Linked DNA regions of Homo sapiens: region 2 is linked to region 1. Evidence: chromatin loops called from intact Hi-C (ENCODE). Cell type or tissue: MCF 10A. All regions are shown on one strand. Links, peaks and the distances in the headings refer to the core of each region. The heading gives the core; the rest is flanking DNA.

What was found. Hi-C counts contacts between places; a loop is a spot of excess contacts. Peaks named below come from ENCODE experiments on the same cell type or tissue, not always from the same donor. Only the 100,000 strongest peaks of a DNase experiment are listed, where the experiment ranks them.
Region 2: a loop joins it to region 1, with 7 times the contacts of the local background. A loop is called at or near these places in 3 of 110 quality-filtered maps.

The regions. Positions count from the first base shown.
Region 1 is chr4:596,791-608,156 of GRCh38, forward strand. All of the region lies in intron 1 of LOC124900162 (a long non-coding RNA gene), which reads left to right. Among named protein-coding and RNA genes, the nearest start is that of PDE6B, 23 kb to the right of the region's middle. In MCF 10A, for the core only: a CTCF peak has its summit at 6,042; a DNase peak (open chromatin) is centred at 6,071.
Region 2 is chr4:746,859-751,858 of GRCh38, forward strand. The region is part of intron 8 of PCGF3 (polycomb group ring finger 3); the gene reads left to right. It overlaps LOC124900163 (chloride intracellular channel protein 6-like), which reads right to left. Exons shown (of 2, transcript XM_047416474.1): 2 at 1,229-5,000. LOC124900644 (a long non-coding RNA gene) reads left to right here. Exons shown (of 2, transcript XR_007057987.1): 1 at 1-791; 2 at 849-1,326. Among named protein-coding and RNA genes, the nearest start is that of PCGF3-AS2, 25 kb to the left of the region's middle. In MCF 10A, for the core only: no CTCF peak of the experiment used is centred there; DNase peaks (open chromatin) are centred at 3,013 and 3,293.

The DNA.
Region 1 (11,366 bases), core at 3,376-8,375:
TCTGCTAGCTTTGGGTGGGGCTTGTTTGCTCTTGGTTCTCTAGTTCTTTTAGTTGAGATGTTAGGTTGTTAACTTGAGATTTTTCTAGCTTTTCAGTGTGGGCATTTAGTGCTATAAATTTCCCTAACACTATTTTAGCTGTGTCTCAGAGATTCTGGTACATTGTCTCTTGTTCTCACTAGTTTCAAAGAACTTCTTGATTTCTGCCTTAATTTCATTATTAAGAGTCATTCAGGAGCAGGTTGTTCAGTTTCCATGTAGTTCAGTGGTTTTGAGTGAATTTCTTAATCTTGAGTTCTAATTTGATTGCACTGTGGTCTGAGAGACTATTATGATTTCAGTTCTTTTCCATCTGATGAGTTGTGTTTTGCTTCCAATTATGTGATCAATTTTAAAGTAAGTGCCATGTGGCAATGAGACGAATGTGTATTCTGTTATTTTGGGGTGGATAATTCTGTAGGTATCTATCAGATCCACTTGATCCAGAGCTGAGTTTAGGTCCTGAATATCTTTGTTAATTTTCTGTCAATGATCTGTCTAATATTGTCAGTGGGGTGTTAAAGTCTTCCACTATTATTGTGTGAGAATCTAAGGCTCTTTGTAGATCTCTAAGAACTTCCTTTATGAATCTAGGTGCTCCTGTATTTGATGCATATATATTTAGGATAGTTAGTTCTTGTTGAAATGAACCCTTTACCATTGTGTAATGCCCTTCTTTGTCTTTTTTGCTTTTTGTTGGTTTAAAGTCTGTTTTGTCGAAAACTAGGACTGCAACCTCTGTTTTTTTCTGTTTTCCATTTGCTTGGTAAATTTTTATCCATCCTTTTATTTTGAGCCTACATGTATCTTTGCATGTGAGGTGGGTCTCTTTATTTTATTATTATTATTTATTTTTTTTTTTTAGATGGAGTCTCACTCCGTCACCCAGGCTGGAGTGCAGTGGCATGATCTCAGCTCACTGCAAGCTCTGCTTCCCGGTTCATGCCATTCTCCTGCCTTAGCCTCCTGAGTAGCTGGGACTACAGGCACCTGCCACCACGCCCGGCTAATTTTTTGTATTTTTTTCTGATGGGTCTTGGCTCTTTGTCCAGCTTGCTACTCTGTGTCTTTTAATTGGGGCATTTAGCCCATTTACATTTAAGGTTAATATTGTTTTGTGTGGATTTGATCCTGTCATCATGATGCTAGATGGTTATTTTGCAGACTTGCTTATGTGGTTGCCTCATAGTGTCACTGGTCTGTGTATTTCAGTGTGTCTTTATAGTGGCTGGTAACAGTTTTTCCTTTCCACATTTAGTGCTTCCTTCAGGAGCTCTTGCAAGGTAGGCCTGGTGGTGACGAATTCTCTCAGCATTTGCTCGTCTGAAAAAGATCTTATTTCTCCTTTGCTTATGACACTGGGTTTGGCTGGATATGAAATTCTGGGTTGGAAATTCTTTTCTTTAAGAATGTTGAATATTGGCCCCCAATCTCTTCTGGCTTGTAGGGTTTCCAGTGAGAGGCCCACTGTTAGTCTGATGAGTTTCCCTCTGTAGGTGGCCTGGCCTTTCTCTCTGGCTGCTCTTAACACTTTTTCTTTCATTTCAACCTCGGAGAATCTGATGATTATTTGTCTTGGGGTTGATCTTCTCATACAGTATCTTACTGGGGTTCTCTGCATTTCCTGAATTTGAATGTTGGCCTGTCTTGCCAGGTTGGGGAAGTTCTCCTGGATGATATCCTAAAGTATGTTTTCCAATTTGGTTCCATTCTCTCCATTTCTTTCAGGTACCCCACTCAGCTGTAGGTTTGGTCTCTTTACATAATCCCGCATTTCCCAGAGGTTTTTTTCATTGCTTTTCATTCTTGTTTTTTTCTGTTCTTGTCTGCCTATCTTACTTCAGAAATATAGTCTTCAGGCTCTAAGATTCTTTCTTCTACCTGGCCTATTCTGCTATGGGTACCCGTGGTTGCATTGAGAAGTTCTCAGGTTGTTTTCAGCTCCATCAGGTCAGTTGTGTTTCTCTCTAAACCGGGTATTCTGGCTGTCAGCTCCTGTACTGTCTTATCGTGATTCTTAGCTTCTTTGCGTTGGGTTACAAACGCTCCTTTAGCTCAGCGAAGTTTGTTATTACCCACCTTCTGAAGCCTGCTTCTGTCAGTTCAGCCATCTCAGCCTTAGCCCAGTTCTGTACCCTTGCTGTAGAGGTGTTGCAGTCATTTGGAGGAGAAGAGGCACGCTGAGTTTTCAGCATTTTTGCATTGATTTTTCCTCATCTTTGTGGGCTTATCTACCTTCAATCTTTGAGGTTGCTAACCTTTGAATGGGGTTTTTGTGGGGACTTTTTTGCTGACGTTGTTGTTATTTTGTTTGTTTTCTTGTAACAGTCAGGCCACTCTACCATAAGATGGCTGCAGTTTGCTGGGGTCCACTCCAGACCCTAGTTGCCTTGGTTTTTCCCATACCTGGAGGTATCTGAGAAACAGCAAAGATGACAGCCACCTCCTTCCTCTGGAAGCTCTGTCCTCGGGGGGTACTGACCTGTTGCCAGCCTGAACACACGTGCAGGAGGTGGCTGTAGACACCTGTTGGGGGATCTCAGCTAGTCAGGAGAAATGGGATCAGGGACCTGCTTAAAGAAGCAGTCCTGGCTGGGCGCAGTGGCTCACGCCTGTAATCCCAGCAGTTTGGGAGGCCGAGGCTGGCGGATCACGAGGTCAGGAGATCGAGACCATCCTGGCTAACACAGTGAAACCTCGCCTCTACTAAAAATACAAAAATTTAGCCAGGTGTGGTGGCGGGTGCCTGTAGTCCCAGCTACTCGGGAGGCTGAGGCAGGAGAATGGTGTGAACCCGGGAGGCGGAGCTTGCAGTGAGCCGAGATCGCGCCACGTCACCTCCAGCCTGGGCGACAGAACAAGACTCCATCTCAAAAAAAAAGAAGCAGTCCTGCTGCTTTTTCATAGAGCAGGTGCGCTGCGTTTTGTTGCGGGGGGGAGGGGGTGGTCCTTCCTCATCCAGACCATTTGTATTCTCCAAAGCTGGCAGGCTGGAATGACTAAGTCAACCAAACTGCAGAGATGGTGGCTGCCCCTCCCCACAGGAGCTCCATCCCAAGGAGAGATCAGAGCTCTATCCATAGAACCCTGGCTGGAGTGGCTGAAGCCCCTGCAGGGAGGACCCACGCAGTGAGGGGAAGCGGATGGGATCACAATTAAAGAAGCACTTTGGCCACGATCTGGCAAGGCAGCTGTGCTGCCTGTGGGGGACCCCTTCTCATCTGGACCATTCGTATTCTCCAAAGTCTGCAGGCTGGAACGGCTGAGTCTACCCAATTGCAGAGATGGCAGCCACCCCTGCCCTGGGAACTCGGACCCTTCTCAGGCAGAGTCCAGCCTGTTGCTGTTGGCTGGCTGGGATTCCAAGCCAGTGGGTCTTAACTTGTGATGTGCCATGGAAGTGAGGACTGCGGAATGATTCTGCTTGGCTCCGTGGAGTCAGCCCTCTTCCCAGGAATCTGGAAGGATGGATTTCCCACCTTGCCAGGGATCCTGGGGCCGGAGTATGTAAAACGCCTGGGTCTCTGTGTGTGGCTGAGTGGCTGCTCTGCTGAAAGTTCCACAAAGCTCTGTGTATCGGGCCCAAGGCACTGGTGGTGGGGCCTCATCAAGGGATCTCCTGATCCACAGTTGCAAAGATCCATGGGAGAAGCATGATTTCCCAGCAGGGTCCACAATCACTCACCACTTCCTTGGCTGGCAGTGGAGGTTCCTTTGGCTCCGTGCCACTGCTGAGTGGGCCATTGACCCTCCTACCACTTCTTTTCATTCTCCATGGGTCGAGTTGTTTGCCTAGTTAGTCCCAATATGAGAACCTGGATATTTCAGTCGAAGGTGCTGAATTCACTCACCCCTTTTCATTCTTCTCTGTAAGCGCCTCAGACCGCAGCTGTTTCTAATCAGCCGTCTTGGATTCACCTGAAGGTTATTTTAAAGTCATCTAGTTTCATGGCTTTAAGAAACACCTGTATTTTGGCTACTCCCAAATTCATATTTCAGCTCAGATCTTTCCCTGGGCCTCCAGATAAGACAGAGCTGCGTGTCCAACATCTCCCTCAGGGTATCCAACAGGCACCCACCCATAACATGGAAACTCAAGTGTCTGTTCTGCTCACACAGATCAGACCCACCCTGTTGTCCCCTGTTTGGGGACTGGAAACCCCAACTTTGCTCTGGCCAGAAATCTCGGGGACATCCTCTATGCCCCTCACCCACAGCCAGGCAGCAAATTCTGTGGCCTCCAACCTCGACGTGCATTGGAGCCTGACGGACCCCTGCATTTCTGACCTGGGTGCTGAAGGAGCCACCCCTCATCTTCAGTCTATTCCAAAGGAGCAGCCACAATTAGCCTTCAAAATTTTAAGTCAAGTACATCATCCTGTGCTCAAAATGGCTTTGGGCTCATTCGGAGTAAAAGCTGAAGTCACTAAAAGAGACTGAGTCACTGTGTGAGCTTGTCTCTTTCCACCCCCAGTCCTGCGTCAGCCTCCGCCTCTGACAGCCACAGGGCTGCCCCTCCCCCTCTTCATGTCTTTACCCAAACATCGCGCAGGGAGGCCTTCTCTGACTCAAAGTGCACCCCCAGGGCCCCCAGTCTCTTTTCTCAGCTCTATTTTTCCCATAAAGGAATCACTCTTGTGTTGTAGAAGTCACTTGTGTGCGATGTTTATCCTTCCCATAAGCTCTGGAAGACAGTTTTGTCTCTTTTGTTCACTGATGATTCCAGGAGGAAGAACAGTGTCTAGCACAAGGCAGGTGCTCCATGAGTATTTGTGGAATGAACTAAACAGTTTAAGTAATTAGAATCCATGAATGGAACCCTTAAGCTATTTGCTAGGATGGGCTGTGGTGAAACACCCTTCATTACCCAAATCCTCAGCACACCTGCTACTCACCAGTGTCGCTGACGGGAGTGAGGGGCAGGGCCTGGTGTCCAGGCCGGGGGTGCTGGATTTTGTTCTGCTCACACAGATCAGACCCACCCTGTTTCCCCCTGTTTGGGGACTGGAAACCCCAACCTTGCCCTGGCCAGAAACCTCAGGGACATCTTCTGTGTACTGGGAGACTCCCAGAAAGTACTGGGAGACTGCTAGGATGTCTTGATCAGGAAAATGACGGGACCAGGTCGGTCGTTTCAGAAAAATCTCACTGGCCACAGCATGGAAGAAGGATGGGGTGGACAAGGCTGAGGCTTGGGCCATTCTTGCCCCTTGGTCTCCACACGCGCCTCTGCCTTGCTTCTGCTGAGACCTGGGCACTGGCAGCCGCCCTGCTGGGCGGATCAAGGCAGCGAAAGCATTTGTTCTCCAAAATGCTGATGGGAGATGGCTTGCCCCAGCCACCTTGGTTGTGAAAGAGGAATTTCAAAAGCAGTTGCCGAGGATCCCACTAGGCTTCAAGAACACGTGGCCTCTCTCAAATTCAAGGCGCCAAAGTGGGGGCAGACTGAAGGGACGTGAGGGAGCCCCACAGGACAGACGGGGGCAAGCGGCCCGGCCACTGGGGCTGCCTCTGCCCAGTCACCTCCCTCCTCCGGCCTTCGTTCTGCTCCTTTCTACCCAAGGTCGGCCACTCCCCTGCCCTATAAAAACCCACCCATGTCCCCGTCAAGGGCAGCAGGCACCCCAGGCTGCTAAGACGTGCACTCTGAGCGCCTTCCCAGCCCAGGGACTGTCCCCAAGGTCCAGCTGCCCAGGGGCCCTGAGCAGCCACTCCCACTTCTTGTCATCACAACCGCTTAAGGACCTGCAGATGAGGGCATCCTATCCCACCCCAGCCCTGGGGGCCATGTTCAGGCCAGGAGAAGCCACCAAACACTGCCACCATCTTCCTGGCTCCAGAGGCTCTGTGCCAACACCAGGCCCCCTTGGGCCCACCTAGCCCACAGACCTTGGAGGCAGGTGCACGAGCAGGTGCATCCATCCCATGGACTCTGATGGGCTGTCAGGAAGGACGCAGGTAGAGCCCAGGTCCTGCCCAGCAGGTGCAGTTCCAAGGCTGCCTCTGGGTGGCGTGCTTGGACCAGTCAGGTGCCCTGTGTTCACCTAACACCGCAGAACCGGCTTCCAGCTGCCAGGGCGATGCAAGCCTGTAGAAGCACAGATGCGGTCATTCCTCAGCCCTACCCAGGCCTTGAGAGTGGAGGGTCAGGGGCCTCTGCACAAAGGCTTTGATCCCCCAAATACACACAGACCCCCACTTTCCTTGTTAGTTTTCTAACACTTCCATAGCAAGCTACCACAGACTAGGTAGCTTCAGCAGCAGAAATGTGTCCTCTGACCATTCTGAAGGCTGAGAGTCTGGGATGAAGACGTTGACGGGTGTGGTCTCCGCAGAAGTCTCTCTCCTTGGTCTGCAGACAGCTGCTCTCTTGCTGCCTCTTCACATGGTCTTCCCTCCACGCGGGCTCACCCAGGGGACTCTGTGTGACCTGGTCTCCTCGTCTTATAGGAATGCCAGCCATGTTGAATTAGAGCCCCACATTCATGCCTCATTTCTACTTAATCACCTCTTTATTTTTAAAATTTATTTATTTATTTATTTTATTTTTTTTGAGACTGAGTCTCATTCTGTTGCCCAGGCTGCAGTGCAGTGGCATGATCTCAGCTCACTGCAACCTCCACCTTCCGGGTTCAAGCGATTCTTCTGCCTCAGCCTCCCGAGTAGCTGGGATTACAGGTGCACGCTATCACGCCCAACTGATTTTTTGTATTTTAGTAGAGACAGGGTTTCACCATGTTGGCTGGTCTTGAACTCCTGAGCTCAGGCAATCCGCCTGCCTCGGCCTCCCAAAGTGCTGGGATTACAGGCGCGAGCCACCGTACCCGGCCTCCCAAAGTGCTGCGATTACAGGTGCGGGCCACCGTACCCGGCCTAAATTACCTCTTTAAAGGTCTTACCTTCAAATAACGATCACGTCATGAGGTACTGGGGGCTGGGATTTCAACATATGAATTTTGTGGGACACAATTTCAATCCATAACACTGACGTAAGGTTCTTGCACTGTATGTGAAGTGGTATAATATGTAAATGTGACAATTCGTAGAGAAAGAAATGTCTTTTCAACCAGTGATGCTGGAACTATTGAATATGCATGTGCAAAAAGAAAAAGAGAGCCTCGATCTATACCCGGACCACATATAAAAATAACTCAAAATGTACTGCAGACGTAAATGTCACACCTAAGACTACACAGTTGCTAGAAGTAAACCTAAGCGAACATTTCTGTGATCTTGAGTGGACAAAGATTTTTTAGCTGTGATTTCAAAAGCATCATCTATAAAAACAATAAACCAGCCTTCATCAGCATTAAAAGCATCTGCTCTTGGGAAGACACTGTTAACAGAATAAAAAGGCAATTCATAGACTGGAAGAAAGTATTTTAAAATCACATATCTGATAAAGGATTTATGTCTGGAATATATAAAGAACAAAATGCATTACAGCACCCCCCACCACACGCTTGTCTGTGGTTCCACTTTGTGTGGTTTCAGTTACCAGCAGTAAACTGTGGTCGGAAAATATTACATGCAACAAGATATTTTGAGAGAGAGAGACAGAGCCCACATTCACGTAACTTTTATTACAGTTTACTGTTATAATTGTTCTATTTTATTATTATTTTTAGTCTCTTATTTTGCCTAGTTTGTACATTAAACTTTATCATAGGTATATATTTATAGGAAAAAATGTAGTATGTATAAAGTTCAGAGTTCAGTACTATCCATGGTTTCAAGCATTCATTGGGGGGTCTTGGAATGTATACCCAGCAGATAAGGAGAAACTGCTGTCATAAGTAAACAAACAATCCAATTTGTTTTGAGGTTTGGGTTTTTTTGTTTAGAGACAGGGTATCATTCTCTTGCCAAGGCTGGAGTGCAGTGACACCACCATAGCCCAGTGAAGCCGTAACATTCCAGGCTCAAGCAATTCACCCACTTCTGCTTCCCAAGTAGCTGGAACTACAGGTGTACACCATCGCACCCAGCTAATTTTTTTTTTTTTTTGCAGAGATGGGGTCTCACTATGTTGCCCAAGCTGGTCTCAAACTCCTGGGTTCAAATGATCCACCCTCCTTGGCCTCCCAAAGTGCTGGGATTACAGGCATGAACCACCATGTGCAGCCACAACCCAATTTTAAATAAGGACATAGATTTTAAAGGATGTGGGCCACTTTGTTTTATTGTGTTCACCTTTTTTTTTTTTTTTTTTTTTTTTTGAGACGGAGTCTCGCTCTGTCGCCCAGGCTGGAGTGCAGTGGCGCTATCTCAGCTCACTGCAAGCTCCGCCTCCCGGGTTCACGCCATTCTTCTGCCTCAGCCTCCCGAGTAGCTGGGACTACAGGCACCCGCCACCACGCCCGCCTAATTTTTTGTACTTTTAGTAGAGACGGGGTTTCACCGTGTTAGCCAGGGTGGTCTCAATCTCCTGACCTCGTGAGCTGCCCGTCTCGGCCTCCCAAAGTGCTGGGATTACAGGTGTGAGCCACCGCACCCGGCCTATTGTGTTCACTTTCCTGCACTTTGCAGATACCGCATGTTTGACTGTTGAAGGTCTGTGGCCGCCCCGCGTTGAGCAAGCCCACCTGTGCCGTGTTTCCAACGGCGTGTGCTCGCTCACATCTCTCAGTCACACGTTAGTAATTTTGCAATGTGTTGAACTTTATTATGATTGTATCTTTTGTGGTGGTCTGTGGTTGGTGATCTTTGGAGTTACTTGGTCATCGTTTTAGGGCTCCATGAACCACGCATATAAGAAAGTGAACTTAATTGATAAGTGCTGTGTGTGTTCTGACTGCTCCATGGACCAGCCATTCCTCCCTCTCTCCCTTTCCTTGGGCCTCGCTATTCCCTGAGAAACAGCAATTTGAAATTAGGCCAACCAATAACCCTACAGTGACCTCTAAGTCCTCAAGTGAATGGTCAATCACAAGCTAGACATGATTAGACTCAGTGAGAAAGGCATGTTGAAAGCCGAGACAGGTGGAAATCTAGGCTCGTGCACCAAGCACTGAGTCAACCTGTGAATGCAAAAAAGAAGTTCTTGAAGGAGATTAAAAGTGCTACCCCGTGGAACACGTGAATAAGGAAGCGAAACAGCCAAATCACTGAGAGGGAGAAAGTTTTAATGGCCTAGATGGAATGATCAAACCACCCACAACATTCCCTTAAGCCAGGGGTCCCCAACCCCCAGGCCACACAGCAGGAGGTGAGTGGCAGGAGAGTCAGATCAGCAGCAGCATTAGATTCTCAGAACCGTGCAAACCCTACTGTGAACTGCGCGTGCGAGGGATCGAGGTTGCGCACTCCTTGTGAGGATCTAACTATCGCCTGATGATCTGAGGTGGAACAGCTTCATCCCAAACCTTCCCCCCGACGCCTAGTCTGTGGAAAAATTGTCTTCCACAAAACCGGCCCTTGGTGCCAAGAAGGCTGGAGCCAAAGCCTTAAGCCAAAGCCTAATCCAGAGCAAGGCCCCGACTCTTAAATCCTGTGGAGGCTGAGAGAGGTGAGGAAGCTGCAGAAGAAAAAGTCTGAAGCAAACAGAGATGGGTTTGTGAGGTTTAAGGAAAGAAATCATCTCCATAACGTGAAAGTTCAAGGGAGGCAGCAGGTACTGATGGAGAAGCTGCAGTAAGTTACCCGGAACATCCAGCTGAGATCATGGATGAAGGTGGCCACGCTACACAGACCTTTTATGTAGACAACATAGTTTTCTGTTGGAAGAAGATGCCATCTGAGACTTTTATAGCTGGAGAGAAGCCAGTGCCTGGCGTCGAAGCTTCATAGGACAGGCTGAGCCTCTTGTGAGGGGCTAATGCAGCTGGTGGCCTCAGATTGAAGCCAGTGTTCATTCACCATTCAGAAAATCCTAGAGCCCTTAAGAATTATACCACATGCACTCTGCCTGCTCTAGAAATGGAGCAACAAGGCCTGGATGGCAGCACATGTGCTCCCGATGGTTTACGGAATCCATTAAGCCCACTATTGAGAGCTACTGCTCGGGAAAAACAAGATTCTTTTCATAATATTACTATGAGTCTGGGCATGATGGTTCACGCTTGTAATCCCAGAACTTTGGGAAACTGAGGCAGGAGGATCACTTGAGCCTAGGAATTTGAGACCAGCCTGAGCAACATAAGGAGACCCTATCTTTATAAAAAATTTTAAAATTAGCCAGGTATGGTAGCTTATGCCTGTGGGCTCAGCTACTCAGGAGGCTGAGGTGGGAGGATCACTTGAGCCAGGGAGGTCAAAGCTGCAGTCAGCCAGGATCACACCACTGCACTCCAGCCTTGGTGACAGTGACACCCTGTCTGAAAATACATACGTATATTCGTTGACAATGCACCTAGTTCCCAGAGCTCTAACAGAGACATACACAGAGTCATGCTGCTTTCGTGGCTGCTAAAACAACATCCATTCTGCAGCCCTTGGATCAAGGAGTTGTGTCGACTTCCAAGTCTTACTATTTAAGAAACACATTTCTGGCCGGGCATGATGGCTTACGCCTGTAATCCTAGCACTTTGGAAGTCCAAGGCGGGTGGATCACCTGAGGTCAGGAGTTCAAGACCAGCCTGACCAACATGGTGTGAAACCCTGTCTCTACTAAAAATACAAAAATTAGCCAAGCATGGTGGCAGGTGCCTGTGATCCCAGCTACTCAAGAGGCTGAGGCAGGAGAATCACTTGAACCCGGAAGGCAGAGGTTTCAGTGAGCACCACTGCACTCCAACCTGGGCGACAGAGCAAGACTTTGTCAAAAAAAAAAAAAAACATTTCTAAGGCTATAGCAACCATAGACAGTGATTCCTATGATGGATCTGGCTAAAGTTCACTGAAAACCTTCTGGAAAGGATTCACCATTCTAGATGACATTAAGAACACTGACAATTCATGGGAGGACATAAAAATATCAACGTGAACAGGATTTGGGAGAAGCTGATCTCAAGCCTCAAGGATGACTTTGAGAACCTGAAGACTTCAGTGGAGGAAGTCACTGCAGATGTGGTGGAAACAGCAAGAGAACTAGAATTAGAAGTGGACCCTGAGGATGGGACTGAATTGCTGCAATCTCATGATAAATTTTTTTTTTTTTTTGAGATCAAGTCTTGCTCTGTCGCCCAGGCTAGAGTGCAGTGGCGCAACCATGGTTCACTGCAACCTCTACCCATAGGTTCAAGTGAGTCTTGTGACTCAGCCACACAAGTAGCTTGGATTACGGGCGCCCACCACTACACCTGGCTAATTTTTGTATTTTTAGTAGAGACGGGGTTTCGCCATGTTTTCCAGGCTGGTCTCAAACTCCTGACCTCAGGTGATCCGC
Region 2 (5,000 bases), core at 1-5,000, 150 kb after region 1:
GGGCCCCGGGGGTCGCTGCAGTGTTAGTGTTCGCCGTGGAGGCGTGAGCAGGTGGGCGGGGCCCGGGGGTCGCTGCAGTGTTAGTGCTCGCCGTGGAGGCGTGAGCAGGTGGGCGGGGCCCGGGGTCGCTGCAGTGTTAGTGTTCGCCGTGGAGGCGTGAGCAGGTGGGCGGGGCCCGGGGGTCGCTGCAGTGTTAGTGCTCGCCGTGGAGGCGTGAGCAGGTGGGCGGGGCCCCGGGGTCGCTGCAGTGTTAGTGCTCGCCGTGGAGGCGTGAGCAGGTGGGCGGGGCCCCGGGGTCGCTGCAGTGTTAGTGCTCGCCGTGGAGGCGTGAGCAGGTGGGCGGGGCCCGGGGGTCGCTGCAGTGTTAGTGCTCGCCGTGGAGGCGTGAGCAGGTGGGCGGGGCCCCGGGGTCGCTGCAGTGTTAGTGCTCGCCGTGGAGGCGTGAGCAGGTGGGCGGGGCCCGGGGGTCGCTGCAGTGTTAGTGCTCTCCGTGGAGGCGTGAGCAGGTGGGCGGGGCCCGGGGGTCGCTGCAGTGTTAGTGCTCGCCGTGGAGGCGTGAGCAGGTGGGCGGGGCCCCGGGGGTCGCTGCAGTGTTAGTGTTCGCCGTGGAGGCGTGAGCAGGTGGGCGGGGCCCGGGGGTCGCTGCAGTGTTAGTGCTCGCCGTGGAGGCGTGAGCAGGTGGGCGGGGCCCGGGGTCGCTGCAGTGTTAGTGTTCGCCGTGGAGGCGTGAGCAGGTGGGCGGGGCCCGGGGGTCGCTGCAGTGTTAGTGCTCGCCGTGGAGGCGTGAGCAGGTGGGCGGGGCCCCGGGGTCGCTGCAGTGTTAGTGCTCGCCGTGGAGGCGTGAGCAGGTGGGCGGGGCCCCGGGCCTCCGGGACACTCCTGTATTAGTGCTCCTGTAATAGTGCAGTCCTGGGAGCACCGAGGGAGGGCTCACACCAGAAACCTTCCCTGGGGATGAAGGGAAGCAGTGACAGCCAGCACCCAAGGGCTGCTGTTTTCTTCCTCCCGACTTCTTCCTTTTTCTTTTTTTTTTTAATTACCAGAGGAACACGTGCTTAGGGTAAAGCATGGCAGATATAAAACATGGCAGGTCAGTGGCCGGCTCTGGCCTCAGCCCCATGGCCCACGTTTTGTGCCTTTTCCTCCGGGCGCGTCTCTGTGCTCCGTGAATGTTACGTGAAAGAAAGTAAAGCCTGGCAGTGTGTTGAAAGGAAAGTGAGAGTGAACGTCGAGGGCCTCTTCGTGTGTCATTTACTGTATTACCAGATGAAGACAGAAAAACTACACGGTCACAGAGATGCAGTAAAAGAATTTGATGAAATTCCATACCCACGTCTAGAGAACTTTTTTTTTTTTTTGAGATGGAGTTTTGCTCTTGTCTGCCAGGCTGGAATGCGGTGGCACCATCCCGGCTCACTGCAGCCTCTGCCTCCTGGGTTCAAGCGATTCTCCTGCCTCAGCCTCCCGAGTAGCTGGGACTACAGGCACCTGCCGCTCCGTCTGGTTAACTTTTGTATTTTTAGTAGTGACAGGGTTTCACCACGTTGGCCAGGCTGGTCTCGAACTTCTGGCCCGCCTCAGCCTCCCAAAGTGCTGGGGTTACAGGCATGAGCCACCGCGCCCAGCCAAGTAACGGAACCTTAATTTTTTAGTTTACATTTACACGTTGTTTAAAACGTTCAGTGAGCATTACAGAAATAGACACGTGTGTCCAACGTGGGATGTGATGGCGTTGCCTTGTGGGTCAGTAGAGAAGAGCGGCCAGTTCAGAGAAGGGGTCCGGAGGGGCAGGAAGCGAGGAAATCACCTTCTTCTTTCATGACCCCGGTTTCACTGCCATGCCTGGTTTCCGATGTTGACGTACCTGGTGCTTCCTCTGTTGGTGGCTTGGCGGCTCTCCTGGAACCACGCTGTTTTTCTGTCTCTGGTGTTGGTCTCGTCTGCGCGGAGGCCCCTGGGTCTTTCCTGGTTGGCCTTTGTTAGGTACTTGTCCTTACAGCAGTTCCCCAGTGGTGAGGAACCCCCTGGGATCTCGTGGAAATTCAGTTTTGGGGTCTGCTGGGTGGGCTGGTGTTCCAGAGGGGTGCAGGCTGCTGCTCCCCTTTACTCTGGTGTGGTTTTCCATGGATCGATGTAAAGCTGTGTGTGATGTCCTCCTCCAGTTTAATCTCTGTTTTGCAGTTTTAAATTTATATCAGTGTTTACTTTTACTAATATTTACCTTTTCTTTTGATCCTTGACGTGCTAAAGATTTATTTGTTGCTTTCAAAAGGGCCAATTTTTTTAAATTGATCAAATATTGAATTTTGTTTTTTTCTTTTTTGAGATGAAGTTTTGCTCTTGTTGCCCAGGCTGGAGTGCAATGGCACGATCTCGGCTCACTGCAACCTCTGCCTCCCATGTTCAAGCGATTATCCTGCCTCAGCCTCCCAAGTAGCTGGGATTACAGGCATGCGCCACCACGCCTGGCTAATTTTGAATTTTTAGTAGAGATGGGGTTTCTCCATGTTGGTCAGGCTGATCTTGAACTCTTGACCTCGGGTGATCCACCCACCTCAGCCTCCCAAAGTTCTAGAATTACAGGCATGAGCCACCATGCCCTGCTGAATTTTCTTTCCTTTTTTTTTTTTTTTTTTTTTTTTGAGACAGTCTCACTTTGTCGCCAGGCTGGAGTGTGGAGTGCAGTGGCACAATCTTGGCTCACTGCAACCTCTGCCTCCTGGGTTCAAGCGATTCTCCTGCTTCAGCCTCCTAAGTAGCTGGGATTACAGGCACACCCCACCACACCCGGCTAATTTTTATATTTTTAGTAGAAATGGGGTTTCACCATGTTGGCCAGGCTGGTCTTGAACTCCTGACCTCGTGATCCACCTGCCTCGGCTTCCCAAAGTGTGAGTCACTGCACCCAGCCTTGCTGAATTTTCTTAAAACTTTTTTTTTTCTGACATCTTGAGTTAAAAGTCTTTTGTTATTCTTTGAGACGGGATCTGGCTCTCTCACCCAACCTGGAGTGCAATGGTGCAATCACAGCTCCCTGTACCCTCTGCCTCCTGGGCTCCTGCCCAAGCCTCCAGAGTAGCAGACACTGTTGGCAGATCACACCAGTTAACTTTTTTAATTTTTTGTAGAGATGGATGGAGTCTTGCTGTGTTGCCTAGGCCGGTCTGAACTCCTGGGCTGAAGCAGTCCACCTGCCTCAGTCTCCCAAAGTGCCAGGATTCCAGGCGTGAGCCCACGTGCCCGCCAAGTCTTTGTAAGCGCATTTCCGGCTGTGTTTCCTGTGTGCTCCTGGCTGCTCCCTGCGGACTTTGATGAATAATATTTTCACTGGCATTCATTTCTAAAGAAGCTGTAATTTCATCAGAGTTCCTTTTTAATCGAGAAGTTTGTTCTGAAACATTTGAGTAACGTGGCCTTTTTGGGTTCCATCCACTCCTCTTTCTAGTCTCCTTCCCGGGCGGTCAGGGAGTGTTGTCTACACGGATCTCTGCCTTGGGGGATTGAGATCTTCTTGCTTGTTCACTTGGGTGCAGATTTTCCAGGGGTCCTGGGGTGATTTTCCTTTGGCTGAGTTTGCTGGTTGGTGTGGTGGGTAAACAAGCGGACCCCGGGGGCCAGTTGCCCACGTCCTGCTCTGCCTTTAGCCAGGGTGTGGCCCTTCACAAGTGACCTACCTCTGCCTCAGTTTCTCTGTCTGTGGCGTGAGGTGGTGGTGAGATTGCCTCGAGGTTTTTATGAAGATTAAATGATTTCCTATTTGTGAGGCACTTTGAGGTGTTAAGTTGAATGAATGAGAAACAAGCAGGCAGCCTGGGAGATTGTGAACTCCGACATCCAAGTCCGGTCGTTTTTCTTGTGGATTCTTGTTTTCTCCGTGTCTCTGTAACCTCGCGGTGTTGCTTAGGAGCCGTGCTGCTGGCTATGCAGGCTGATGGTTCTTACGTAGTTTTGATGACTTGCACCTTTTGCCAGTGTGGATTCTTTTTTTTTCTTTTTTCCTGTTCAGTGTGTTTTCGCTCTAACCCCCGATTCTCTTGTACTAACATCGCTACAGTTGCTGTTGGTCTCTGCTTCCACCCTCCCTGTCATTTGTTTCAGCTGTGTTACGGAGGCCTTTGCTTTGCTTTTTTGCACACATCTCAGGTTCTCTTTGATAGGAGAGTTTAACCCGTTGTCTTTGTTGTGAGAATACATTTTTTCCCCTCTCCATGAGGGCTTGGATCCGGTTTTGGTGTCTTCTTTCTCTGCTCTAATGGTTTGGGAATTTTGCATTCTCTTTCTGTTCTTCTTGTGGCTGCCCTTAAACTTGGATTCCGTGTCCGTTTGTGGGATTATCCGCGTCTATAACTTCGTGATGAGTTCCTGATCTCCGTCTTCCAAAACTTGGGAAGTCATCCGAGGGTTTGTTCCAGATTGTTTTGGGTAATTTTAAAATTTTATTTCACACTAATTTTATTCTAGGAATCGCTTCTTCATCTTACTGAAGTTTTGATGCGACGTTATAGTTATTTAGGCTTAACGGGAGGTTGCATGGGTTTTGTGGCCGTTTCTGGTGTCTTCCTGGTGTGTTTGGATTTGTGCTTCGCCACGTCCGCACGTCACTTCTGAGCCCAGTGCGGTGGCCCCTGAGCTCCTGCCGGTCACGGGCTGTGTGTTGTCCCCCTCACACCAGAGACAGTCGTTTCTTCTCTTAACTCTTAAGCCCTCCTCAGTCACTCGGATGAACTGATTAAATTCTGTGCTTTTAATACTAAGCATTAAAAAAAAAAAAACATATGAGGGAAGCACCTGCCACCCAGGCCCATGTTTCTGCTCTCAGCCTTGTGCCCTCCCCCGGTGGCCCCTCCAAAGGGCATGAAGCTGTGGATGCTGTGCCTGTGCCTGGAGGCTCTGGCCCTCCCACCCCTGGCTGGGCTCCAGCTCTAGGTTTGTTCAGCAGCCAACTCAGAGCAGCCGAGGCTCAGGGTGGCATCAGCCGGCCGCGCTGGCTTCACAGCCGA